3 separate regions of the Homo sapiens genome follow, and regions 1 and 3 are each linked to region 2. A link is a loop called in an ENCODE intact Hi-C map of the cell type or tissue named here. Cell type or tissue: ascending aorta. All regions are shown on one strand. Each heading gives the region's core, and the rest is flanking DNA. Links, peaks and the distances in the headings are about the cores only.

What was found. A loop is a pair of places that touch in the nucleus more often than their neighbours do. Peaks named below come from ENCODE experiments on the same cell type or tissue, not always from the same donor. Only the 100,000 strongest peaks of a DNase experiment are listed, where the experiment ranks them.
Region 1: a loop joins it to region 2, with 2.3 times the contacts of the local background. A loop is called at or near these places in 5 of 110 quality-filtered maps.
Region 3: it touches region 2 in a loop (1.9-fold over the local background); 3 of 110 quality-filtered maps call a loop at or near these places.

Annotation. Positions count from the first base shown.
Region 1 is chr13:109,152,332-109,160,331 of GRCh38, reverse strand. All of the region lies in intron 32 of MYO16 (myosin XVI), which reads right to left. It overlaps LOC105370356 (a long non-coding RNA gene), which reads left to right and starts at 544. Exons shown (of 5, transcript XR_931717.3): 1 at 544-640. RefSeq lists enhancers at 1-477, 478-983, 2,974-3,523, 3,524-4,074, 3,482-4,681. In ascending aorta, for the core only: a CTCF peak has its summit at 4,637; DNase peaks (open chromatin) are centred at 3,611, 4,051 and 4,911; H3K4me3 peaks cover 1,855 bases; H3K27ac peaks cover 2,172 bases.
Region 2 is chr13:109,379,880-109,390,687 of GRCh38, reverse strand. No RefSeq gene overlaps it. Among named protein-coding and RNA genes, the nearest start is that of LINC00399, 15 kb to the left of the region's middle. In ascending aorta, for the core only: no CTCF peak of the experiment used is centred there; a DNase peak (open chromatin) is centred at 6,068.
Region 3 is chr13:109,239,015-109,249,822 of GRCh38, reverse strand. No RefSeq gene overlaps it. Among named protein-coding and RNA genes, the nearest start is that of LINC03061, 21 kb to the left of the region's middle. In ascending aorta, for the core only: no CTCF peak of the experiment used is centred there; a DNase peak (open chromatin) is centred at 6,032; H3K4me3 peaks cover 850 bases; H3K27ac peaks cover 1,861 bases.

The DNA.
Region 1 (8,000 bases), core at 1-8,000, 230 kb after region 2:
TTAATCTAGCGAGAGCAAATCTCTAAATGTTGATACAAAAAATTCGGTTGTCTTGTGCTAGTTTTTATATAACTGAAATATCACTCCCAGTCAATGTGATTCTGTTTTAAATCATGGCTCTTGATAGGAGGTGCTTTCTGACCCCCAGGGGACATTCAGCAATGTCTGGAGACATTTTTAGTTGTCACAACCGGGCGATGGGGTGTGCTACTGACGTCTGGTGAGCAGAGGCCAGAAATGCTGCAAAACATCCTATAACACACAGGACGGTCCCCCAACCTAGAATTATAGTATCCAGCTCAGAATGTCCATTGTACTGAGGCCGAGAAACCTCGCTTTAAAACATAAGTCGGATCATGTCATTCCCGACTCCAGCCTCTCTGCTGCTTTCTGAGTTGATTCACATTAAGATCCAAAGGCTTCCTGAGGCTGAGAGGACCTTGCATGCCCTGACTCCTGCTGGCCTTGGGCCCCAGCCCCCCTTACACGCCTTAGGCCTTGGCCTCGGTCTTGCCTTCCCGGCCCTGTCAGCCTCCCAGCCTCTCTCTCCTTCTCCAGCGTCCAGCAGGGCATGGCAGCTGCACTGTGTTCAGGCCTTCTGGATGACCTTCTGAAAAACAGCACCTGTCTTCCTCGCCAGGTCAGTTCCTGTCCCCACTCCTTGCTTTAGTTTTCTACACAGTCCTTCTCACTGCATGGCACAGAACAGCCCAATTGTTTGTTTTGTGTCTCCTTCCTCTGGAATGTGGGCAAATACAATGTGCGTTGTATTTTCAGTGCCTAGAATAGAGCCCGGCTCACAGATGGCACTCAATTAATATTTGTTGAAAAAGAAAAAAGATGAATGAACAATAAATTAGTTTTAATAATGTTGCTATAGAAATTCTCTTTCTGAAAGGAGCTACACTTTCCATACCTGTAAAATAGCTTGCACATTTACTAAATGAAAATTTTATGCAAATAAGTACAGTAAAGCCACGCACCACAATGATCATTTTTCCCCATTCACACAAGATTGACAACTTACGGAAGCACTTTCAGTGTTAATCCACCTTTGAGTGCTGATCTTTACTTATTTAAAATTATAAGATAAGGAAAATATCTCATTGCATGAGGTGAATATTTTCTTTTATGCAATGGAGTGGAGCTGTTTGTTTTCTACCTAAGCTTGTTAACTTATGAGAGAAAGGACCTATGGTTGTTTGAAACTGATTCCTGACCCATGGTTTGAGAATTCAAAGACACAAGGTCCATACATAGTTTTTTAAAATTGTACTTTACATTGCTTTACAATCTGTAATATCAGGAGATAAAAATCAATTTGATGAATGTTGGCATGCTTTGGCTGTGCTGAGTGTGACTCTGGAATCCTGGTGACTGGAGTGGGCACAGTGGGTTGACCCGTAGTTACGTGAAGGGGCTTCCATGCACCCCTATCTTCCCCAGGCCTCTTCCAAGGCCGAGGGAGGGACTCAAGCAATGTACAAACAGTTAACATTTGTAATACTTTGTAAACGTATACTTTGATTTATTTTCTCATTTTGAATAAATGTCCACTTAACTCTCTAAATGTTCATTTTTCATCTTTATTATTATTTTTTTAAAAAAGCTCACCTTTCCCCAATTGCATATGCTTCAATCTCTGGACAAAAACCAAAATGGGTCTCAGGCATAGAGCCTCTAGCCATAATCTACATGATGAAATCTTTACCTTTGAGTAATTCACAGGCGGGAGGAGAAATAGGTGTGAGGTCACTGGATGAGACTACAAAGGCAACGTCACCTCCGGCTCACCTTGGAAATGTTTTATGGGAAAAGTCCAACTCCTCAGACAGTAACAAGACTGTTTTATAAGTTTGCCATGACAGGAGAGGTATGAATAAGTTAACATCAGGGATGTGTCTGGGAGAGGAGACACAGGAAGGATTTTGTGGAGGGAGGGGGAGGTAGGATGGAAGGCGAGAAGAGGAACTTCTCTTAAGGAAGAATGCAAAAACTCTGCAAGAGTGGAGAGACGTTTCTTAGTGGGGAGAGAGAAATGTCCTTGAATAATTCTGGGAGAGCTGGAGAAAGACAGGGAGCATAATGGGAGTTAAGATGAGTCCTTGCTCCAAACCAAGAGTGACAAGAAACCTGGCAGAACGGACAGCACGTGGTTCAGCCCTGGGAAGGCAAAGAGATGCCCTGGAGCGCAGTGGCCACTCTGGGGAACATGAGAGCTGAATGAAGAAGAAAGGAAGAGGGGTGGACCATGAGCAAACTATATTCCTCCCCCAAGCTAGGGAGCTCTCCACTGATTCAACAGGTATTCACGTCCTACAAGGTCCAAACCTGGTGCTAAGATTTACTTTAGAACTTAAAGAAATATTCGTCCGAAAGAAACAATCCATTGAGTGCTCACATTTTAGAGGGGTTATGGAGCACGGCAGATGACAAGAATTTATGACGACCGGGTAAGTGCAAGAAGAAAAGGGACTACATCTATCCTGAGGGGTATAGAAGAATGAAGAATCTGACGCATCACTGTGGGACTCGCATCCTGCTCAGCTGAGCTAATTTTGACGGTTTTATTCACTTGTTAAAGCCTTTGACACTTATAATGCCAACCCATGTGACAGGGACATCCAGGGTGCATTCTAAGGGGTGCTTTTCCCCAGGCTTCTCTGTGGTGACTCAGCTCTAAGGGGGACTGTCTTCAAGGTGCCTTCAAGGCATGTGTTAAGGTTGCAAAGGGCCAGGGGGCTGGGATGGGAGCTCTGCAAAATGCTCTAGGAATTCTTAGGAGAGGTCAGAGTGGGCTGGAGCAGCCAGGTGAGCCTTTGTTGTGTAGGCAGGAGGAAGAAGCAGTGGATTTTGAGTTGAGGACGGAATGTGGAGAGGGGGAGGGAAAAGGAAGGGAATGCCGCAGAGGCAGAGCTGACTGCACTCGTGAGGGAGGGGAGGCTGGCTCTGCCCACACCTCCGCACCGGGAAGTGGGAGCAGAGAGCTTTGGAGTCTATGAGCATCACAGGACTGGGTTCCAGCAAGTATTTTGAGCAAGGGCATGCTGTGAAGAATAAGGTTTTTTTTTTTTTTTTTTTTTTTTTTTGTAAATACTAATCTAGCAAAGAAAGTATACAGCTGAATGGACCTTGAGGAGAGATTAGAAGTAGAAAGAGAGTCAGGGGAGAGGCTGGGGAAGCAGAAGGAGGAGTGGAAAGGCAGGAGGAAGCTGAGTTCAATCCCACTGAGCGGGAGAACTGGGACCTGATGGGGACCACAGCTGGGGCGTGGTTCAGAGCAGCAGCTCCCACCTGAAGAGCAGGGTGCATCTGGGGTTGTACTTGTTGACTTTGAAGTGACAGCCGCAGGCCTGAGGATTAAATTGAGTGGCAATTTTTTGAAGAAGAGAATTTATTAGGACTGGAAAGGAAACAGCTAGGAGAGACTTAAAAATCTCTCAGGAAGGAGAAATTTTCAAGGAAGAGACACTCTCGAGTGTGAGGAGGTAGCAGGAGGGGACGCCCAGGTGACTGCCGTGCAGGAGGGCAGATGTGGGCGTGCAGGAGGGCAGATGTGGGCTTGCAGGAGGGGCTGCAGGCCAGGAGCCTTGGCAGAGGGCAGGACTGTGTGGCACGCAGGGCGGCTGACAGCGTCAGTGCTGGGGAAAGGCCAGGAAGCAGGGGAGAGAAAGGAGCCATGGAATGTTTCCCCAACAAGATGCTGAAAACACCACTTTTCTCTTAGGTACCTGCGCTAGAGATCAGATTAGAGTGTATTTTAGAATCCTATGAGATGGGATCCGGGTTTCAGTAACGCAGGAGAAAAACAAACTATAGCTGTTTGGCTGACTTAATACTGAGAGTGCTATGTAAGGCATAAAAAATGTGAAAATACATTTTAAACTCATTACTCATACTGGCTATAACTCATTCTGAAACTCTATAGGAAAATTCCTCTTCAGAAAGGCTATTGCATGAAGGGAATGTGCTTGTTTTTTCCTACTTGGCATTAAGGAAAAGTACAAATGCAGAGAGAGGTGCCTGGCAGGCTCCCACCACTTCTCAAGTTCTCGTTTGTAAAATTTAGAAGTCGCAGCTCGACAGCGCTTGCAGATACACATAGATGGTGCGTAATTAAATTTGGATACAAGCACTTCGACCTGAAATTGGCGTCTAGCTTGTGTTAAACCAAATCTAGTTTGTGTTACACAGGGCAACTCCTTTTAAATCTCTAAAATATAGATTTCTCTGAAACCCTGTATTACTGCACATGAGGAAGAAATGCAAACAGGGCTTTGACACCCCTCTCAAGTCGACCTGCATCCTACTTTATAAGCTTCTAGGAAGTGATTTGTTTTCTTTTACATAATATGTTTTTTCTTTTACATGATAGAATTTTCTTTCCTTTCCATGATAGCATAATCCAAATATTTGTGTTATTGCCTCTCAGAAAGACGAATTTCAGATGTAAAGAACCACAGAGGCTAATCTGAAACTCAAGAAGAGAGAGTTCAGTGGAGATGGGTGGATGTGAGGAGAGTGGAGACTGCTACAGGGGAAATGTGTTAAACTCATGGAGGTGACACACTGCAATTATGCATGTTTTGAACAGCACAATTCTAATTGCCTTTTGAAAACGTGCAACAGATTTTATCATCCCTTTGTGAATGCTTGCAGAAATATATCAAGAGAGGGCGTCTGAGTCTAGTGGTGATGGAGATCTGGGAAGAGAACTGGGTTCCCAGGCAGTTACTCTTGTGACACAGCTGTTACCCACACTATGTGGACAGGTCATATTTCTATAAGCATTGATTACTTAAGAAACAGAAAAATACATCACTGCAGACCTTGGAAAGGTTGCGTGTGCTGAGAAACTGGATTTGCCCGGCCCTCTACTGACTTTAAATGTCTCGGGCTGGGCTCCCGACATTCCTTCCTACTTGTTAATAACCCCTTATGAAATCACCACCCTGGAGTAGATCGAAATTCCTCTTGAACTTATGTTTTAAGCATTCTTCTCTGGTAGCGAGTGCCGCAGATACTTATCCTCCAGGTTAAGCGGGGAGGAATGGAAATGTCTGCTCCTCCTTCACTCCTAACTCTTGTCACCCACCCCCCCGCCAAGTCGAAGGAGATGGTTTGTGCTAGAAAACACCAACTGAAGTAGGAAACAGAGCGATGTCTTCAACAACATATGTGCTGAGCAAGGGAAGAATGCATTGATAGTAAAGCTAAAAAATGACTGTCAGTATAAATAAGGTTTTCAGTACCCAAAAATGCACAGAAAATTAAGTTGTGCCAATTTCCTTTTAAATTTAACTAACTGAATCCTTTTTTGCCCATTTATTCTGTCCCTGCCATAAAGGGGAAAAAATCACTTCAATCCCTTTCCTTTTCTTGTACTTGGGTAGCTTTTTTTTTTTTTTTTTTTTTTTTTTCATAATTAGCCGAGTATGCAATACCTAAACAACATGCCTGCTTGGCCCAGAGCCCCATTCCTCATGCATACTTTTATAGGTCATGAGGTTATTTATATTGCTGTTATTTTTACATTTCCTCAATGCCAGGTGGTAACGTAAATCCAGGAGTCCTGAGCCACGATGTGTGGCCAAGTACGCGGTCGGTGTCAGCAACATATGTTTTCCTGGAGGGAAATGGTTCCTCCTCACTTTCCCCAGAAGGCAAAGGTGAGAAGATAACGTCCCTGCTCTTCTGTTGGGAGTGTTTCGTGTTGGTGACACCTACAGCCTGGATGGTAAGCTAGTGGTGCCTGTCCTCTGCTAAAAAAGAAACAGCAAAAATTAAAGAAAACAGAAAGAAAGAAAAAGAAAAATTACAGCAGTGGTGGATGTGAGGTCTTTTCAAATCCCTTGCTCAGAACTCATTACCAATTTACCCATCTAAAGTACTTAATAACAAAAAAAGACACAGACCAGGGCCCATCGGAACGAGCATGAGTCATCGACCTTGAGCATTTTGCTGTGTCAACATTTCACCAAGGAGAAACGTGGCAGGCCCGGGCCAGGCCACCCAAGGCGGTGGGATGGACGTGGGGACCTTGAGAGCTCAGGGCAGCAGCCCTGCACCAGCTGGCATCAAGACATTTCCATATTTTAATAAGAGTGTGGCAGCACCTGTGGACACCAGCTGAAGCATAGCCCACCTGCCCACACTCACTGGCTCCCAGCCAGGAGCTCGGAGGCCTTGAAAAATAAATTTAAAATATCTATGGAGATTCAAATTCTTCTCGAAATTCTGGAAGAGCTACATGGACCGTGTCTTTGATAGCCGTAGCGGTTGCATCTCTTTCTGGTGGTAGATTGGCTGGAGTGACTAATTCTTTACGTGCTCACGTGACCCAATTTCCCCTGATGGGCCACAGGGCAGGTGCCAGTCACTCAGGAAGGACAAATGACTGGGACGCAGTAGAGAAAGGCTGAGCCTAAGCTTCCAGTGGATTCACACTTCACCAGGGACCACAGGAAGACACCATGAGGTGGCCAGGCAGGTCGGTGGTGGGGTTTCCCTTCTCCTAGCCTAGCTGTTAATTTCTTAAGTAATTAATCAGCCCAGATTAATCACTTTTTTTTTGAGACAGAGTCTCGCCCTGTCGCCCAGGCTGGAGTGCAGTGCTGCAGTCTCGGCTCACTGCAACCTCCACCTCCAGGGTTCAAGTGATTCTCCTGCCTTAGCCTCCCAAGTAGCTGGGACTACAGGCCCACACCACCATGCCCGGCTACTTTTTGTGCTTTTAGTAGAGATGGGGTTTGACCATGTCGGCCAGGCTGATCACAAACTCCTGACCTCAGGTGATCGGACGGTCTTGGCTTCCCAAAGTGTTGAGATGAGCCACCTCGCCCAGCCAGATTAATCATTTCTAAAGTACGTAGGTTCACATGTAAATGAACATAGAAATAGCAAGAAAAAAATCTATCCTTTCTATATCTATATATCTATAGCTATTCTGATACAGTTACTCCAAAACATAATTTGATCACGCCCTTTGAAAAATCCTTTTACTGTGCAGGATAAGGCACACAGTGGCTTCTAGCACACAAGAGGACAACCTCCTCTTGTTCTGATGCTTTCTCTTTGGAGATTTTGTTTCCTATTTGCCCGTATAAATCCTCCCCTGTAGACCAGTGTTTCAGAGGACATATTTGTGAGCTGAGAAATCAATTTAGTGGGTCATGACACGCACTTTAAAATGAAAGAGAACAGAATACCATGAGTAAAAATGCAGTGTTGAACGAGCGTCATGGATACGTCGTGTTTTGTGAATCCCGAGTAGTATCTCTATGTAAAATGTGAGTCTCGTCCCCTGGATGCGTCGGAGTTTTCAAGTTTCCTTGCCATGGTCTGCTTAAGAGAGAGCCCACATTTCATTTTAAAAATCCATACAATTCCATGCAATGTCTGGCACCAAATAGATTCCTTGGAATAAATGAATGAAGTGTGCCCTTCGTATTTAGTGATTTTTCCGAAACCTTTTTGAAATTTTGAAGCAAACTGCAGATAGTAATAGGAAATACTACTGCTAGTTTTATCATTTTGCCTGAAGTTAACCTCTGATATTTTGTAGCCTAGGAAGAACTACATATCCGGAGGCATGCCATAGGGTAGTTTTCTCACCTGATAAAAGGAACGTTTGTTTCTAAAGCTATTGCAGAGGGTTCCGAAGACATGCTCAATCCCCGCAGAAATGGAAATGTATTCCGATTAGCAGCTGTGCCACATCACCGGGTGTTTTAATGATCATCAGATTAAAAAGACGTTTTTATGATCCCACATCTCCAGATATAAAGCACAGAGCCTCTTTCCTGTGTCACTGTCCCTAACCTCTAAATTAGAGATAACTTCAAGCCTGGGTAAGTGAATGGTGGCGACCCCCTACTAAGCTGCAACTACATCAGTGAAATTAATGTTCACGATTAGAGTTTTACTGTCTGGAATGACATGTAAGTGATTCAACCAGATCTCTAGTTGTGCTAATGTTTATGTGGTGCAAATAGGGTGTG
Region 2 (10,808 bases), core at 1,106-9,105:
TGCAGGTGGACAAGAGTAGATACAGGAAGGCTATCAAGGAGGTTAGCCAAGGTTAGCCCAGTGCCATTTGCTCCAGCAGGGAGGAGGAATGTCAAGAAGTAGGCAAGCTTGAAATCTACCTGGGAGGTGAAGCCTGCCTTTCCTGCTTTGAGTTCTGCATGGAGGATAAGGGAGGGTGGGGCTTCTGGTTTCATTTAGATTTGCTTAGAAGTAATTTACCTTCTCCTATATTTTTTATATACTTGCATCCATAATTTACCTTCTGTACTACAGTTAAACGCCAAAGCAGTAGGACTGTGTTTTACTCATCATTGTGTCTTCTTCCCCACCCAACACAGCACCTTGCTCACAGTTGGTGCTCGATACATATTCATTGATTTGGTTAACGGGGTAGATGGATAAACAACAGTTGCATAATTCTTCCCAAAGGAATCCAGTGATGCTAGCAGAACTTGCTGGAAGGCTCCTTTGAGAATTGTTTATTTGCTGACTTCGTTGATATTTGTAGCGATGGCAGCGTAGGCCGGAAGGGTAGGTCTGATTTTGCAAATTCATTTGCCTATGAAAACAGCCCATATTATGGAGTTACAAGTATGAGCAACAGGAATGGTGCAATCTATGTTCTCTGGCAAATATAGTGTCTGAAAAAAAAATTACGACTTTCACCCACTTGCTCTTTTGCAATCGTGTAGCAATAACTGTCAAAGGGTAGTGGGTTTTTCTCCTGTGTCATAATGCAGGTTTGAGTAACATGTTTTGAGTAACAAATGATTTCACTTTGTTTGGTTAATTATTGTGGGTGGTTTATCAATTGATTTAGTGCTCTTTATAAGTATCAGGAAATGAATATAGACACAGAAAAACAACTCCATTACAAATTATGGGAATGGATAGTGGCTAGTCAAATCAGATGTTTTATGCTTAACTAAGTAATAACTGAGGAGTGGACTCAATTCCAGGTGACACATTCCATGGTGGTTCGGAAGCCCCGGGGAAGAGAGGTCTATAGTCAGAAAACCACATGGCTCCACTGTCTGCAAGGCCTGTGTGACAAACGAAATAAAAATGCATTCAGGCCACCATAAATGGGCTGCTGGGAACAGTGTTCCCTAAAGAATTCATAATTTATTCCTGATTTCAAGTGCTCATTCAGCATTTTGAATAGTGACATTCTCAGGAACAAAAGCCACCTTCATCAAGCGATGAAGAAGGCCCACAAGCTCGCTACAGGTCTACAGTGAACATGAAATTATGAATCAGTTGTAGTACGCAGAGTCAGTGGACTTTAAAGATACAGGAGGTGGTCTCCTGAGAGGTGTGGAAGGATGCCATTTTATTCCAGTAGGTCGCTTTATTTTTCACTTACATATGACTGTTGATAGCCCATCACAAATCAATTTGCCTTAAAAGTTTCCTGGAACATGGTAAAATACATGATTTTAAAAACACATAAATGTATGCATTCTCCCTCTCTCTCCCCTCTCCCCAACCCTACCCTTTCAACAGATGAATTTTGGAAAGCCAAAACTCTTTTGCCATTAAGTTCCTGTTTACTAATCAGCAAATTTAAGTAACTCAACAATTATCAGAATAACTGTGTCATTCAATAAAATGAGTAACAACTACTTCTGTGAAAAATAGGTCGATTTAGAGGTGATATTATATTCCACCTCCCCACATGATTACTTTATTTTTCCATCTCATTTTGTGGATGCCAGGATTAACTATTTGCTATTTTAAGAAAAGTTGTGACAATTTTTTTTTTTTTTTTGACATGGAGTTTCACTCTTATTGCCCAGACTGGAGTGCAATGGCACAATCTCAGCTCACTGCAACCTCCGCCTCCAGGGTTCAAGCAATTCTCCTGCCTCAGCCTCCCGAGTAGCTTGGATTACAGGCATGTGCCACCACGCCCAACTAATTTTGTATTTTTAGTAGAGACAGGGTTTCACCATGTTGGTCAGGCTGGTCCCAAACTCCTGACCTCAGATGATCCGCCCACCCCGGCCTCCCAAAGTGCTGGGATTACAGGAGTGCGCCACTGCGCCTGGCCTAAGTTGTGACTATTCAGATATCAGTTTCCCTCCTATCTGTAAATAAGTTTGTTTCAATTAATAATGCATCCTAAACTCACTGCAGAAAATTTAGAATATGCATAAGGATATGCAAATAAATTTACCCGAAATACTATATGAAAATTTTGTTTCATATTCTGGATTTTTTCTTATGCACAGATGTATATTATTTGAAATAATAGCACTGACTGAACACCCTGTACTGGCACTGTGGTATATACTGAAATTTCATTATCTGATTTGTACATTTAATTCTCATGACAACTTTACATTAACTATGCAATTTTTTATTGTTATCCTTTAGCATCTTACTGTATGTTCTTCTCCATATCATTAAAATTCTTAGTAAATGTTAATGCCTGCATATTTTGTGGGAGGGATGTAGCATTTCAGGTTTATGTAACTCATAAACAATTGGATGTTTCCAATTTTTCATTAGTACAAATAATGTAAATATTTTCACTTTGTCTTACAAATACTGTTATAATTACGAAATTATAAACAGCTACATCTTTTATATGAATCCTTATATGTGTTTTTGGTTGTAGAGTTAAAATACATTCTCAGAAGTGAAATGTAGGGATAAAGCCTAGGAACATTTTATGTAGACAGTATTTTCTGAAGAATTTTCATAGCAAAAGATATTTTACTTAGACCAGATTTGCCTTTCTTTAACTTGCATTCATGGACATGCAAGTTAAGAACTAAAATTAGTTCATTATATAGACTTCTCCCCAAACAGGCAAGCTGAGTGATGTGGAGCCCTTAGTCAATTGGATATTTGCCTCTAGTCAAATTTAAGTTCCTTCTGGAAAGTGGAAAAGACTACCGAGAGGGTGCATCATTCTGGCCATCTCTGATACCCAAGGCTGACCAAGGCTGTCTCTTGCCCTGTGGAGTGGGAAGGCAGTGGGCTGAGTCTTCCTCGGTCAGTGACCGTTTTGGTGGTGCCAATGCCGCAGCAAGTTTCATCAGATCCCTGCAGAGAGGAAGCTGTGCACAAACCCTGCATGGGTGTCTGGAAGCCATGCTGGGGCTGCTGAGTGCCTGAAAACGCTGCACTCACCACCCAGGAGGACAGTTTTCCCAGGCCAATTCCCATTAGAGCGACCAACACTGGCAGCGTTCAGTCAACATCTGAGAGAATCTCTCTGACTCGAGAGTGCCTTCAACATAAGGAGAGCTGGTTTGGGGGCCACATATAAAGTCCCTGACTTAGTAGGTTGCTAACAACATTGTCTTCCTTCTCTTTCTTGAAGGTAGGCACCTGAGTGTTTAATATAGGAAGGTGTTATAAACTTAACTACATGCTATAACGAAGCCTTCATTTGAGAAACCAAAAAGAAGGAAATTAGACTTCATGAGAAAACTTAGAAAACAGTCTTTATCATTTTATCCCAGTTCATACTTATGAGAAGTACCTAAAATATTGAGTAAACTTGAGGATATATCACTGAATCCTGAATTAAGCATTTGCAACATCAGTGAAGAAAAACTGGTTCAATGACGTGAACCCATGAAAGGGCACAAGGAGAAGTAGGAGAAAATTCACTCTGATCTGAAAGTGAAGTGGTAGGAAAAAATCTTGGCAAGATTTTAGGTTTGGTAAACTATTTTTAAACCGTTTCATCGAGGTTTGATTGACATGGAAAGCTGTATATATTTAATATATACAACTCTCTGAGTTTGGGGATAACTAACCATCTGTGAGGCTAATTTGGCAAAATATTTTGAATATTTGGAGAAATATTCAAACCATGAGTGTATGTCGACACCCAACCCACTCTATGAGAAGAAAAATATAGATTTACTCTTTAACAGGTTGATTGAAATATGAATCACGTATAATAAATGGCACATAACTAGGGTGTGCAAGTGGATAAGCTTTGGCATATGTGCACACCAATAGGCCCTTCTGCACTGAAGGAAATGCATAACCCAGTCCCCCAGCTGTTCCTCTCACCCCTTTGTAATCTCTCCTGCCCTGCCTCTGCTCAACCCCTTCCCCAGGCAACTACTGTTCAGCTTTCTGTCACCACTGATTACTTTGCATGTTCTGGAATTATATATAAATGGAGTAATGTCATGCATGGTCGTTTTTGCCTGGCTGCTTTTTCCCCACAGAATTATTTTAAGATCCATTCATGTTTTGGTGGCAAACATTCATTCCCTGTCATTGCTGAGTAGTATTCCACCAAAGCGATTAATTTTTAAACAGATATTGTGTCTCTTAAATTCATATTTATTAAGGCTCCATAAGAGAAAAAAAATGATTCCTGTAACAGTATGAGCTCTTTTCTCCCTCCACCAAGTCAATGAATTTTTCTGTGACATCGTTGCTTCTTATGATTTGAAGAAGCGCTGTTTACCGCATGTCTTACTCTTAACGCTGAGATGCTACGAGGAAGGCAAAACACAAGCACTAATCCACCTTTAGCTGGCCTTTAATTTACGCTACTTTCCACGATGTACACAGTTTATCCCAGGCTGAGCCTCTGTCTCTTCCCTTGCGGGGCCAGCAAGAAATGCGTTAACACTATGGGTGAGGCGCTGGCATCATTATAACCACAGGAGGATGTGAAACGTGTCTTAGCCAGAATTAATAGCAGCAACAGCCAATTCAAATATGGAAGAATGTTTATGGCTAGGAAATGGTAAGATAATAAGAGTTGGTCTTTATTAAACCGTATGTGTCTGGTATTACGCTATCTAATTTGTTTGCAGTCATTATTTTTCACTCAATTCTCCCAACACTGTACATACAACTTCCAAGTTTACATCAGGGTTATTTCCCTTAACATAGAGTGTGCGCATTTTCAGTGTCACTAACAAATTCTTAGTAATCATTATTTATAATAGAGACAACACTTATAGCCAGGAAAAAGAAAAGGACAAATTAATAGAATTTTGGTTTCTATAAAATCCCCTGTGACATACCTTATAAAGCCAAGTAAAAACCAAGCAACCATTCTGGGGAGATCTGACCCAGGGAAGCTGAGCCAGGGAACGCAGAAGGCCACATACATTAGAGGAGCCCACTCTGGTCCTTGACCGAGGCGGTGCGTGTGATCTGTGTATTTGCAACAGTTACAGGGTCCAGAGCAGTAAAGAGAGTACAGGAGCTGCCAACCACCATTATACCCTGTGTGGTTCCCCAGCATCCTGGGAACTTGGCCAACTCATAGCAATTGCTCACCCCGAATGAGACCATGAGGCCCCCACTTCCCCTGGCCTGAATAGTTCAGGCTGCCTTGGGTTTGTGGGCGTCCGCATCAGGAAGATATCTGGTCCTCCTGTATTGTGTCATTAAACACTCCCAGGAACTGAAGGAATGCTATTGATTTGGATCATCTATTCCCCGCAGGAGTTTTAAAACTTCCTATGAGGCCACAAAGGAATCCATATAAAAGTTTATTTTGTGAGAAGAGAGACAGTGTCTTTTCATTCTGCCTTGAGGATGTGCATGGTGCTAGCACAGCAGAGGCATTGCAGACTTGTTAGAAAACTTCAAAAGCTGGGTGTGGTGGCTCACGCTTGTAATTCCAGCACTTTAGGAGGCCGAGGTGGGCGGATCACCTGAGGTCAGGAGTTCAAGACCAGCCTGGCCAACATGGTGAAACCCCCTCTCTAGTAAAAATAAACCTGGCACCTGGTACCTTTAGTCCCAGCTACTTAGGAGGCTGAGGCAGGAGAATCACTTGAACCTGGGAGGCAGAGGTTGCAGTGAGCCGAGATTGCAACATTGCATTCCAGCCTGAGTGAGAGAGTGAAACTCTGTCTCAAAGAAAAAAAAAAAAAAAAAACAGAACAGAAAAGAAAACTTCAGACAAGTTAAATTTGATAGAGTTTAATTGAGAAAAAAAAAAAAGAAATGATTCACGAATCAGGCAGCCTCCAGAATCACAACAGATGTGGAGAGACTCCAGCAGTGCCTTGTGGTCAGAACAAATTCATAGACAAAAAAAGTAAAGTGACGTACAGGAATTGGCAGTGAGGTACAGAAACTGTGAGTTTGGTTGCACCTTGGCATTTGCCTTATTTGAAGACAGTTTGAACACTCAGCAGTCTGTGAGTGGTTGAAGTATAGCCGCTGGGATTGGCCAACACTCAGCTATTGTTACAGGTGCATACTATTATGTTTGGTTTTCAATCTTGTCTGCCTATTAAGCTAGGTTACTGTTCCGTCATGAGGACTCAAATATAGAGGTAGGAGTCCTTCTCAGGCCATCTTCAGTTTGCTTTAACAAGACAAATCCTCACATGGACTGGAGTCTGCAAATGGCAGCAGGCACCTCCGAGGCCCAGGTCAGGCTTCCATCAAAAGGGAAAAAGTCTCAGGTCTACTCTATGCCGATATGTGCTACAAGGAAATAATAATACTCCAAGCTGTATCCAAGGCTTCAATTGCCTCTACCTCTTCCTTGCAAATTATTTAAACTGCTTATCTTAATCCCTGAATGGTGAATTTACTAGCTCTGATAACAGATCGCTTACACATTTAGAGAGTTGAGTTTAGCCCCCAAGGTCCTTGCTGTAGTTGTACTTATTTGTTTGTTTTTGTTTTGTTTTATCTCTAGCTAGAATCTACCTGCCTAGAATTGACACCCATTGGTCTAGGTTTCATGCCTTTGGGTTGTATAAAATGTGTGTGGTCTAACTTCTTGCTTCATTATTAGGCTATGCATTCTGGGTCTCATTTCCCACTGCCACAGTTCTGTTTCCTTTCAGTATATGAGTCACTTCTCCCTGAAATCGCCTGGGGTTTTCTAACATATCTTTGGAATGTGATGTCCTGCATTGTATGCTCCAGCAGGGAGGGCTGCCCCCCTGTTACTGCCCAGGTGAGAAATGGGTGCATTCCAGGGTCTGCAGTAAGACTCATCCTATGAGACAGGTACTTCCCACCATCATCTACCCAGTCCTCCCAACCATCCTATGAGATAGGTACTTCCCACCATCATCTACCCAATCCTCCCAACCATCCTATGAGACAGGTACTTCCCACCATCATCTACCCAATCCTCCCAACCATCCTATGAGACAGGTACTTCCCACCATCATCTACCCAATCCTCCCAACCATCCTATGAGACAGGTACTTCCCACCATCTACCCAATCCTCCCAACCATCCTATGAGACAGGTACTTCCCACCATCATCTACCCAATCCTCCCAACCATCCTATGAGATAGGTACTTCCCACCATCATCTACCCAATCCTCCCAACCATCCTATGAGATAGGTACTTCCCACCATCATCTACCCAATCCTCCCAACCATCCTATGAGATAGGTACTTCCCACCATCATCTACCCAATCCTCCCAACCATCCTATGAGATAGGTACTTCCCACCATCATCTACCCAATCCTCCCAACCATCCTATGAGATAGGTACTTCCCACCATCATCTACCCAATCCTCCCAACCATCCTATGAGATAGGTACTGTCATTTTTTCTTTAGCAACAGTGATGCTGAGGCCACGTGACTTAAGTGGAACAGTGTTGAGCCTGGCTTTCTGATTCTTCAACCTCTCTTACAATTCTTCTCTTCCTTAATATCCTTTTTCTTGTATTTTCTCCTTTCTAATGGATTCTTTGCTCAGCTCTCCACTTTTAGTCACGTTTTGTTAACAATCATCTTCTCCACTCTTTTTTCTTTCTGGTCTCACAGAAATATGAAAAGATGTTCATTTTTCACAGCTCTACTCCACAGTCCATGGTGATAACCCACCATATATATATATATATATATATATATATGTGTGTGTGTGTGTGTGTGTGTGTGTGTGTGTGTGTATATATATGTGTATATATATATGTGTATATATATATGTGTGTATATATATATGTGTATATATATATGTGTATATATATATGTGTATATATATATGTGTATATATATATGTGTATGTGTGTGTGTGTGTATATATATATATATATATATATATATATATATATTTAGAGTCTCACTCTGTCACCAGGCTGGAGTGCAGTGGCGCAATCTTGGCTGACTGCAACCTCCGCCTCTTGGGTCCAAGTGATTCTTCTGCCTCAGCCTCCTAAGTAGCTGAGACTACAGGTGTGCACCACCACACCCAGGTAATTTTTGTATTTTTAGTAGAGATGGGGTTTCACCATATTGGCCAGGATGGTCTCGATCTCTTGACCTCGTTATCCACCCGCCTCGGCCTCGCAAAATGCTGGGATTACAGGTGTGAGCCACCAGCCTATACTTTTTAGCAGTGAACGGAACCTTTAGCTGACTCAGGCACCGCCCTGTTTGTCTCAGCAAACTTACAGGAGTTTGCATTGGGGTTGCTTAGGCCAAGGGATGGGGAAGAGCTGCAGGGAGTGAAGAGCAGAGTCAGATGTTATGGGCTTTTGGGGGCAGAAAAAAGGATATTATGTACCTAAAGAGGGGTGCCTTTTCCTGGGACAGGGAGCGGTTTTTGATTTACAGAGGGAAATGTTGAACAAAGACTGCATTCTTCTGGTTGCATAGGAATACTTTAAAGCCCACATTCAGTTCTTACCACAGCCACCCAAGCAATCTGGAATCTCACACAAACGTGCCTTCTAGACAGGAAGTTTTTATGAACATTTTAGAGAAGACAACAAAAACAAGAACAAAAACGAGAACGGCTGGCTGAGTCAGAATCTCAAAAATCTCAAGATTCTCATGCATTTTGAGAACTTGTTAAACAATATGAATATTCTCCTTGGTAAGTCAGTTAGAAAAACTCACTCTTTTGAACAATAATGCTCTGTTTTTCTCCAGTTGGGGAACTGAAATAATGGAGAAAGTCTCTGCTCTTAATTTCTCTAACCAGATGGAATTTAAAAAGCATGTGGTTCGAGTCATCATTGGGAAAACATGACAAAGATTATGGAACACACATGAATTCCAACTTGCTGGGCACCCACACATTTTCCTTCATTCTTTGAAGAATTGCTAAAATCAGCCATCAAGAACAGTAAACACCAATACTTTGCCTTGAGAGGAATTAGGGGTTTGAGCTAAAATATCTAAAAGACTTGAAATCTGTAATTAAACATAGACTTGGTTTTAAGTTTCCTAATCCTCTCTTTATCATCAACATTCTGCAATAAATTCTTTCTAAACTTCCCCACCTCAGTTTACTAGTTTAGCTCTCTGATGCAATAATCTCCACAAACAATCGTTTTTGCTCAGTTACTTTTCATTAATTTATGGTTTTTCCAGTTTTAGTCTTAACTGGAATAAATGAACATATGACTTTAATTTAACCTATATTTCCTTGCACTTAGAAACAAAAGTGAATAATATTATGTATGCATGTATGTATGCATTTATTTATTCTCAATCCCAAAGACCTCACCAATTTGATGAGGGAGGTTAAGCAAAATGAAACAAAAACATTCTCACCCTTTTACTGTACCTAAACTCAATAGTCCAACAAAATAAAATGAAGAAATGATATTTTAGATAGTATTGTCTTTACTGAAAAGCCAGTTGTAGTCATATTTTGCAGAAAGAGAGTTTAAAATATATAAAAGTAGACGGAGTTGACAATATATACATAATTGATCAAAAGTTTTATAGTATAAATGATTCTTATTATTAGGCGTAGTTATGTTTTATAAAGGCAACACAAACCCAGAATTAGCAAATACTGAAGCATTTCTTCTAGGGGAAAGCCAGAGTTCGTTTCCTTCAAGACTCTGGTCACAATATTTTTGTCAGCTGATCAACATGTAGACTTGTTTTATGTGTGTTTCTGTTTAAAGACACCTTGTTTAATATATATTGTTATTCATCAACGCTGAAGTCACAGGCAGTAGCATTCTAACTGGTGCCTGAATGAAGCCTCTCTAACAGGTGTATTTTCTGTCTCGGACACATCACAGCCTTCCTGCATTTAGACACATTCGACAACACTTTTGCACTAGCTTGGGAGCCATTTTAAATAGCAAGATCATCAATAAAAATCACAGAAGTGGACAATGTGCCCCTAAATGGACCAAAAGAAGGACACTTGTTTACATTATGAGAGCTGAAACAAGAAGGCAAAATGTCGCCTTGTTCAGCCTCAGCTGCTGACTCGAATTTTGGCCACTCTGCACATGTCCGTGAATGACCTTGAAAGCACGATGAGTATTGACTTGGGGGCTACAAATACATTTTAATGAGGAGGCAAGTTTGCAGATACAGGATCTGTGAATAATAAAGATTGATTGCACTTCTGAAAGGATCATTGAAAGCATTTCTATCCTGTACTAAAATATTATTTTGCCAATACCGATACTGTCACTTCTGAATATTCTCAGTCTTGCTTATGTAACTTTCTCTTTTTAGAAAAATCCTTTGAAATGTATAAAAGTTTTTCTTGGTTGATACTCTTTGTACTCACCCTTGAATTCACAAAGGATCACATGCGTTGCTGCTGTTAACATGTAAATTAAGCAATGGAAAAGAAGCTGTAGCAGACACTATCTGTACCCTGCCCACCTTCGCCCAACCCACCCTCAATAGAACTTGCAGACATGCTTGAAGCTTTCTTTGTTTTTTGGCCTGAAAACATTCTCTGTTCAAAAGAATATGCTAGACACACCAGGGCAGACAAGAAGCGAGCCCAACTTAATGCATGAAGAGTAATTGAGTACTCCAGCTCATACCCCACAGTGGGAAATTCTGAAGCAGGTTCCGTGTAGTCTCCTAGAAGACCCAGTAGGATTGTACCTTATTGCCCACA
Region 3 (10,808 bases), core at 1,628-9,627, 140 kb after region 2:
ATGGACATTTAAACAGTTTTCAGTTTTAGGCAGGTACAAATAAAGCCACTCTGAACTCTGCTAGGCCCAGAGATACAAAGATGAATGTTTTGGAAGCTTTACTAACAAGATAGACATATATGTAAACAGAAATGTTTATTATTAAGCTTCTAAAATTTAAGTTCTATGCCTTGTCACCTGCAATAGCTCTTTCCTGAGCCCTGTAATTAATCTTTCCCTTTCTTTTTCCAAGAGCATTAATTAAATATAATTGACATGTAATAAAGTGCATATATTTAAAGTATATCATTTGATATGTTTTGACATGTGTACATGCCTATAAAACTACCAAAACAATCAAAGGAGAAAGCACATTCATCAGCCCCCAAGTTTCCTCAGGTCCCATTGTAATTCAATCCACCCCTTCCCTGTCCTCAGGCTACCACTGTTCCAATGTATGTCGTTATAGATTAGTTTGCAATTTCTAAAAATGAATATAAATGGAATAATAGAGTCTGTACTGTTTCAGGTCTATTTTTCTTCCCACAGCCTCGTTATTTTGAGAGTCACCACGTGGTAGTGTGTATCAATGGTTCATTCATTTTTATTGCTGAGTAGCTCTCCATTATATGGATGGACAGCCATTTGTTTATTCATTTACCTTTTGATGGACATTTAAATTGTTTTCAGTTTTGGGCTATTACCAAAAAAAGCCACTATTAACATTCACTTACAACTCTTTGTATAGACATCTGCTTTCATTTTTCTTGGGTAAATATGAAGGAGAGGGATGGTTGGATCACTTGACAGATGTATGTTTACATTTTTCAGAAATTTCTAAATTGTTTTCCAAAGTAATTTATCATTTCACACAGCTAACACCAGTGTATGAACATTTAAGTTCTTCACATTCTCACCAATAATTGATATTAACAATCTGTAATTTTACTCATTCAAATGGATGTATAGTGGCATCAGATTGGGGTTCTAATTTTTCTTTTCCTAAGGGCTATTGATGAGTATCTTTTTGTGTGTTTATTTGCAACTTACATATCTTCTGCGGTGAAGTATCTGCTCAAATCTTTTTTCCAGTTTTTTAATTGGGCTGTTTGATTTCTTATTACTGAGTTTGAGTTCCACACATATTCTGGATGCATGTCCTTGTTAAATTAAATTTAGCCTGAAGTTGCCTCCTTACATATTTTAACTTTGGCACCAAAGCTTGCACGTAGTAAGCTGCAACCTAACTGGATGTGTAAACAGACTGTAACCTACTCTTGTACAATCGCAGAGTTTCAGCCACTCACAGGCAGCCAGCTGTTCAAACCATATTCAAACAAGCAAATGTTAGGAGCTGTAACCAATCCAGTTGTTTCTGGACTGTCCTTCTGTTTTCTGTACATCACTTTTCTTTTGTCTGTAAATATTATCTGACTATGTGGCTACCCTGGAGTTGCTCTGAACCTATTCTGGTTTGGGTAGTGCCCAATCGTGAACTGTTCTTTGCTCACTTAGACTGTTAATTTGTCTAAAGTTTTCCTTTTAACACCTTTGTCAGTATGTAATTTGTAGCTTTGTATATTTATAATCTCTATTGCTATGTGCATAAAGTTTTATGAATATTATTTATTCTTAATGAATTGAGCCTTTGATTAAATGACTTTCTTTATCCTTGATATTCTTTGCTCTGAAATCTACATTATCTGATACTAATGCCATCACTCCAGTTTTATTTTTATTGGTTATAGTATAATGTATATTTTATACTTTACTTTTAAACTTTTTAGTGTCTATGTTTAATGTGTGTTTGTTTTATGCAGCATAGAGTTGGGTCTTGGTTTTTTGCCTAATCTGATCATTTCCATCTTTTAATTGGGATATTTAGAGCATTTACATTTAGTGTGATTATTGGCATGGTTAGGTTTAAACTAACCATCTTGCTACTTGTTTCTACTTGTCCCATCTGTTCTTTTTTAATTTTCATTTTTCTCCTGCCTTCTTTTAGATTGAGCATTTTTTTATAATTCTACTTTATCTGGTATGTTACATAGATATAATAATGTTATATATATAATGGCATGCGATAATATGTGTAATGTTATATAAATATAACATTTTATTTATTTTACTGGTATATTTAGGGTGTATGGTATGCATTTTAATGTATCACAGTCTAACATCCATGATATGATGGCACTTTACACATACCAAGAGAATCTTACCATAGTATATTTCCATTTTTCCTCTCCAGGCCTGTGCTATTATTTTCATACATTATACTTACACAGGTGTTATAAATCCCACAATACCACAGCATTTTAAAAAATTCAATTTTCTTTTAAAGATATTTTTGAAATAAAAATATCTTCTAGATTTTTCCATGTAGTTATTTCCAGTGATCTTCATCTAGTTGTGTAGATTCACATAGCAATTTTGTATTATTTATCTTCTGCCTGAAGGACTTCCTTTAACATTCTGCTAGTGACAAATTCTTTCACATTCTGTATGTCTGGAAAAGTATTTCTGCTTCCTTTTGAAAGGTATTTTGCTGGTTACAGAATTCTAAATTGACTTTTTTTTCAGTACTTTGAAGATGTTTCCCAGCTCTTTTGTCACTTGCATTGCTTCTTATGAGAAATCTGCAATCATCTTTATCTCTGTTCCTCTACATGGAATCTTTTTCCTTTGGTTGCTATTAATTTTTTTTCTTTATCACTGTTTTTGCACAATTTGATTCTGATTTGCCTTAGTACAGTTTTCATCATGATTCTTATGCTTTGAGTATGTCGAGTGTCTTGTACCTGCAAGTTTCTCATTTTCATCAAATGTAGAGAATTTTCAGGTATTCTATCTTCCAGTATGTCCCCCTTCCTCCCTTTTAGGGGGTTAAATTTCATGTGTTTTAAGCTGCTTGAAGTTTTCTCAGAGCTCATTGGTACTCTTTAACATACTTAAAAAAAATTATATTCTATATTTCATATTGAATGGTTTGTATTCCTATTTCTTAAAACTCACTAACTTTTCTTCTAAATACATAACTGCTATTAATTTCATTCAGTGTATTTTTCATCCTACATATTGCAGCTTTCATTTGTAGAATTAGGAACTGGTTCTTTTTTTTATGTCTCCCATATATCTGCTTAACTTTTTGAATGTATAGTTATAATAACTGTATTAATATTCTTGCCTGCTAATTCTTACATCTGTGTCATTTCTGGATCAGTATCAGTTGACTGATTTTTCTATTCTTTAATGATTATATTTTCTGCATGGTAATTTTTGATTGATTGTCAGACATTATGAATTATATCTTTTTGGGTGCTATAAACTTGTGTATTTATATAAATATTCTTCATTTTGGTTCTAGTATACAGTTAATTATCTAGGAAACTGATTCTTCCTGTTAAGAATTGTTGGGAGGGGTTGGAGTAGTCCTCAGTTTAGGCTAATTATCCCCCTTCACTCAGACAAGACACTTCTATGCACTCTACCCAGTGCCCTGAGAATCAGGACATTGTCAAGTCTAGCTCAAGGGAAGAGGCATTGTTCTCTGACCTTTGTGAGTGTCAGATAATGTTACCACTAATCCTTTGGGTGATTATTTCCCAGCCTTGGGTGGCTTTCTCACATGCAGAAACATGTCCTTAATCATCTGAGGACCCCAGGGTGCCCTCTGCAACCCTGAAGAGCCCCCTCCTTGCAGCCCTCTCCTGTGAACTGTAGTCACTGTGGTCTTCCAGCTCCTCCTACTCAACTCAGAGGGACCACCAGTACACACCTCAGCTCCCCTTTCCTGATCTGTGGTTTGTAAAATTCTCAAGGCCGGAACCTGGACAAGTCTTTGGAGCTTATTTCATTTGTTTTCTCTCTCGCAAGGACAGATGCCTCATATCCTGTGTCTTGAAAACCTTTGTTGTATATATTTTGTCATTTTTTTAAATTCATGCAAGAGGATAAATCCAGTCTTTCTACTCCATCTTGGAGAGAAGCAGAAATCTCTGTCATATATCAAATTTTGCATTAACAATTTTGTATTCCTTTTCTTAAAAATGCCCCTCCATCTTGATTGTATAATCCAGTGTTACAACACCTCCACTCACCAAAATACAAAACAAATGAATAGATTGTAATCTCACATGCTAAGTGCAATAATTGATACATATTGATGTACCTCACATGGTCTAGAGGTGGGGAAAAGATATGTGTTGGAAAATCACCAGAGAAGGAGACAGTCAAATTGTTTTTAAATAGTAAACAAAATCAAATATAGGTGAGGAAGAGGTGGTAAGAAGCAAAGTGCAAAACTAGGGAGAACCTGATACCACCCTCCAATAGATGGTTTTCTAAGAGAGAAAAGAATTTATTTAAAATCCATGAACATAAGAAAATAAAGAGAGTCACACATGGCCTTATATTATTGTCAGGTAAAAAGGATGATAGGAGACATAGTTCACATTAATTCAAAGTGACATTTCCTATTTGAAATAAGAAAGATCATTTTGAATTAATGATATTATGCAGCAGACGATGGCTACTTGTATGGGCAGTTAGGAAGAAGAAGAAAGGGAAGGGAACGGAGGAAGAGAAGTGGGAGAAAGATGAAGAAAGAAAATGAGAAGGGGGAGGCAGTAAACTCAGCTCAATTTCAATCAGAACAATGAAACTATTTCATAATTATAAGAACTGTTTTCCATGAGAGTGAACTTTCCCACAGACCCTTCTCCAATCCATGTGGCGACATTGAGTTTGCTCTCCGTAGCCTTGCCCGTCTACAGACTCATTCCCCAAATACCACCTGCCATGTGTTAGGCTGTCAGGTAAGTGTTACCTACTCACTCCATCATGCTTCTGCTTCTTTAAGACTTTGCAGATTTTCCCTTAGCACAGAGCTGGACCCTCTGCAATAAAATAAGTTCCCATTTATTGCCAACATTCTTCTCCTTACTCACTTTGCTATAACCATTCGTAACCGTAACAGATTTTCTCTTTCTTCTTGACAGATGAATTCTTTTTGCTTTTCTGATGTTGGTTTATATGACGGTTGTTGTGTGCTTACTCCTTTTATAGAAGCGGGAACAGAAGGGAGCAGGGGAAAGCGTTGTAGGAAAGAAACCCCCAAGAGTGCATAATAACCCGCCAACCTTCCCTTTCTCTCCCTCCTCTTTTAATGGTCCTGGTCTCCTGGCATCTACAGCCCAGAGAAAATGCAAACACATGACACTGGGCCTTACTGACTTACAAAAAATCCCAGGGAGTCGCAGTGCAATAATAGGTCTTATTATTCCTTAACATTTAATAAAGCCTGCAGTGATAGATGCTGAAAATAAAATAAGCTGGTGTGGTATCTGCTTTTTGAAAAGCTGAAATTCAAAAGACAGACCAGTGTAGGCAAATCATACAGATGGACAAAGAATTGAAGAAAATAGGAAGGAAGGGGATAGAGACAGATGGCTGACTCCATGGATTTTTTTTTTCCCCTCCAAGATAATTCTCCTGGCTAAGGACCCCAGGACACTCCAGAAAGATTTTTTTCTTTTCATTTTTCTTTTCTTTTTTGTTTCATTTGCTTGTTTGTATTTAATCAAGGTTTGCTGTAAACAGTGAAGCCAAGCTTCTCTTAATCACGCTTGCCATTAAGGGCTTTAAATACAAAACTCCTACTTAAAATTACAATTATACTTTGATGAAAAAATTTCCCAGCCCACTCCATTTTACATTTTTCCCATTGGTTTTCTAAAATAGGACTGGAAAGTGCTAATAGAGTGTTTTGGAACTCAGAGTTCTTTGTGGTTTCATAGTCTCAAAAAAACCGGTCCTCCTTATTGCCTTATCACCACTAATCAGGGCTTATGTGTGACTTGAAAATTAGAACTTTCACACATGGCAGGCAGGAGACACAGAGGCACAGTCTCATGAAGAGATACCTAAGCATTGATGTGACTGCTAAGGACAGCATATTCCCCTGAACCCGTGTGGTTCTGGAAGCCCTCCAAGTTATTAATAGCGACAGTGACAGGGCTGTACATTCTATTGTTTCCTCATCGACGAGAACGGAATGTTAGGTGGTGGGGATTGTGGCATGGAAAGTATGTGAGCTGGCTGTGTTGCATTTCATTTTCTCCTTTCGAGGGCTTTCTGTCCTTTGTGCTTTTTACTGCTGCTCGTGGCAAACGCCTTAGTGGATGATGAACAAGAAATGACCTCATGGAAACAGTGTGGTGGTGACCCACAGCTGATTTAAAATAAGGTGGACAGATTTTGATCACCCTCCCAATGTATACAGCAGGAAAGAGAGACCTGGTTTCACTAGAGTTGGGTTGATCCAGTCCTCCTATGCTGAGTCATTGGATTAAAATGCATGTCATGTCCTAGGCTAGCCTCGGATTTCCATCTGGTCAAAAAGAAAGCATTTTTGTTGCTACTGGGTTTGGGATTAGTGCAAAAAGGGGAGTTCAGATCTGGATGAACCAGGCCCACTTGTCCTCTCAGATAAAGCCAGGGGAGGAGCACAGAAACACACTTGGTACCCTGAGATGAGATTAAATGCGGAGGTGGATGAAAACCACCAAAGGTAGCTTAAAAAACATCTGAGCTCGCACAAAATAATTCACTCCTTCATTAGTTGTTAATGCATTTCTCTAATTGCTTATTCAAAAGGACATTATTTCTTCTTTGGTGTCCCGCATACACAGTTTTAAAATGCTTGCAGACGTTTTACCTGGCTCTTTGCATTAAATTATCTCATCAGTCGTAATTGATCTTCACTTCTCCGAAGTTTTCATGGCACATGGCAAACTGGGATGTACCCTTCCTCCTCCTCTGTGTTCTATCAGTTATTTAATCTCATCTCCAAGCAACATGTTCTCGTAATGGCTAGATTTTGGTCTAGAACAATAGCCTTACTGCTATTATTCTTTTACTCAACAGTCCAGATTGTTACGTACCCATGATCTGGAGCTCTGGACTTCTTGGTTTTGTGAACCGCAGGACTCTTGCAAGTCTACTGTGTTAGTCCGTTTTCACACTGTATTATAAATAAATACCTGAGACTGGGTAATTTATAAAGAAAAGAGGTTTAATTGACTCAGAATTTCACACTGTTGGAGAAGCCTCAGGAAACTTACAATTGCGGAGGAAGGTGAGAGAGGAGCAAAGGCACGTCTTACATGGTAGCAGGTGAGAGAGAGAGACAGCAAATGAGTAAAGGGAGAAGAGCTGCTTATAAGACCATCAGATCTCATGAGAACTCACTCAGTATCATGAAAATAGCATGGGGGAACTGCCCCCATGATCCAATCACCACCTGCCCACCAGGTCTCTCCCTCAACACATGGGGATTATGGGGATTACAATTTGAGATGATGTTTGGGTGGGGACACAGAGCCAAACTATATAATCTACCATGTCATAAGTGCTCAAAATATGGATTAATTGATTGCAACAAGAAGCCACGTTTTTCCTTTGCAATTTATCAGTTAGCAACTCATTCACTTTGAATATTTTTTTTTCTTTTCTCAGAATAATCAGAGGGAAAAGGTCATTATAGATGAAACAAGTACATAACAAATAAACTTGAAAAAAGTGACACTATCTGTCTAATTAGAATGGCTTTAATGGCAGTCTGTATTTAAAATGTGCAATGCAGCAGCATCTAAGGGCCTTTTTAATTGATTTGATTTCATGATTTTCCTAGATTTTATAAAGACTCATAAACCAATGTCTTAAATTTCATTTTACAGTTATTGCCTTAATTTTAGATTTCAAAGTATCTTTTGACACCTTCACTGGTGTGCTCTATCCTGGAAGAAATATGCATTCACAGATTCCATACCTCCCCCTTAATTCCCCACTTGGTCAGATTAGATGTTCATTTCTATTATATCATCTTTTAAGCCTTACTTACATTTTTAAGAAGATACTATTTTGACTTTGATAAATTCTGGCACTCTGAATTCATTGTGTTTCTTTGTCTTTTTCCTTAGGCTTGCCCTAGGCAAGGTCTAACACTGTCAAATCATTAGAGGGAGGGCTTTATTCCCAATTTCAAATCATTTTTATTGTCATCATTCAAAAAGAAATGGCTGTCTAGGGGATAAGTGTCAGTGCGTACTTTGAAGATGATGGGCATATGTTTCTATCTCAGCTGATTCTTGAAGTCACTTTTCTGGTATTTTTTTCTGTAAACTTATGTATATATTCATAAAATTTACTATTTTACTTTGAGTAAGTTTCATTCTTCCCTCTGATTAGAGACTTGTCTTCTCTATCTTTTATACTTTCTGATTGGGACAAAACAATCTTTTGGCTATTCTATCTCATTTTTTCAAAAGCATCAATTATCCTCTTATGATCCCCTTATGATAAGATCATAACATTTTAAAGCTATTGTTTAGAAATGTACTACACAGCCTTTCACCTCCTTGTCCCCAACTGTCTCTCTTACTCTTTCTCTCTTTCCAAAAATAGCAAGCTAACTACTAAGCCAAAAGCCACATCCAGATTCCTATGGCTCCTGTCCACGTTCACTATGGATGAATGCGTATCAGACTTCTTTGCTCATCATGATGACTGGCCTATTAATTTTATCTTTTCCTGAAGTAAAATAGGAGAGCAAATGGGATGCATATTTATTCTTTTGTCTTCTTTACCTCAGGGCTGTCTTAAATCACTTAAGAAAAGCAAAAGTTAAGTATTTTGCTATTAGAGAGCCATAAATAGTTAAGTAACAAAGTAGTAGTAACTCTAGATAGAATAATGATAATTAATGTTTGCACAGTTTGCTACTTTCACCTGTACCATTTCATTTACTATGCATTTTTACTTCCTATGGCAGATATAAATATTACCCTTCATTTATTGTTGGGCATACTGAGGGTCATGTCAGTGCAATAAATATTTCATGCGCAAACACTCAGCATATGGGAAGGAAATTATACCATGTTCTGACGTAAAATTCTATTTCAGATGTTTGTTTTCTCCTTTCCCTTTTCTTCCTTCTTTTTAAAATACAATTTAAGTTTCACCACCTTTTCATAAGTGAGTATCTACTCACATTTACTATGATTTCTTGTGTGTTCGAAGAATTCTGGTATCCTCCCTTTTAATCAACATTGCTCCTAAATTGCCTACTCATGTTTTAATTCCTGCCTCTTTGTTATTTAGTTGGATTAGATTTTCAGTTTTTAATTTTTTTCTCTACTTGCTTGAAATGTAAACTGTCAATATCAGTTATTTTGTGTTCCTCATAAAAATTTAATATGAAGAGTCCTCGGTTTGGCCAATGGGAGCCGTTTCAAGCCAGCTCCTGTTTTCTGATGTCATGACTACTTCCTTGCTTTCTGATTCAACAAGCTATTCCAGGCTTACCACATATTCTTTCTGCTCCAGAGGTGAAATCCACCATTTAGCAACCTAGCTCTGTGTGCGAGGTGCATGCACTGCTGCTGGGGTTTGTGATTTCCAGGTGCGTTCAGAGGCTAGAGCAAGGGATGTTTTTATGCCTTATTCTGAAACCTTCAAATCAAATCTGAAACCACGGGCTTCTTCCTCATCTTTCCTCATTCTATATTTGTATCTCCCTTCTCCTACAGTGAGAATGGAGATACCTAACATCAACATAGAAACTCATTTGTTCAACCCTGAAATAGATACAAAATAGCTTCAGAATAATTTTAATAATACCATGGTGTCAACAGAGTGGCTAAGTTCAAGATTTCTTTAAACTATATTCTAGTAAAGATGTATAGTTAGAATACTTGTTCAAAAGCTACTTGAATTAATTTTTTTATTATATGTGATATGGTTAGTAATTTGATTTAAATCTTGGTTCACTTCCATCAGTTTTTATTTAGTTTTAGAGTTTACTTATTATTTTGATTAACTTGTACTTTTTAATATATAAGGCATTTAGATGCATCAAAAGTCAAAAATTATGTAAGAAAAGATACTCAGATTTCTTATTCCCAATTCTATTACTTCCACCCCATTTTCACTGATCGTCTATAATATTTCATGAGGTTTGAATATATAGTCTTTTTAGTTTTCCTTTTTTCTGACATAAAGTATAGCATATGTCATATATTCTTTTCCAATTTCCTTTTTTTCAATAAACAATGGATGTTTGAAATCACTCCCTATCAAGCTGTAGGATCTTCCTTTCTTCTTTTTAAACAGATGCATGTAGTACAACACTGTGTGGAGATATCATAGTTTATTCCATCAGTTTCCTATTATTGAATATTGTCACCAATATTTTGCTGTTGCAGATAATGCTGCAATGGTTGACCATGTGCATATGTTGTTTTAGATTTGAAAAGGTGCCCTTCAACATAAATGAGTAGAAATGAGATTGCAGGGTCAAGGGCACATGTAATTTTGTTAGATGTGACGAAATTGCCTTACATAGTATTTGTAGCATTTTGTGTTGGCCATCAGAACATGTTAGTGAACTTTTGAATGTTTATAAATCTGAAAGGTAAGAAATTGGTGTCTTTTATATTCTTAAATTTGAAGCAACGGTAGTAACAACAGCACGTTCCTGTCTAGAGACCAATTCTCTCTTTCTTCAGAAAGTAGACCCAGCATTTCATGAGCCTTGTAGTGTACCTGCAGATGGCTTTTATTCTTCTTCCATTTAAATCACAACATGATTCAATATCCTACAACCTATGAATTTGATTGTAAATATTACTGACACTTAGACTTACTATACATCTACATAAAAGGAGTACAGGAAAGAAAATAGAAAAAATAAGGAAAACTGTAGTTTTCCAATTTGTGTTCCAGTATTTATTCATCTATCTACTAGTCATCATCTATCTTTCAGTCCT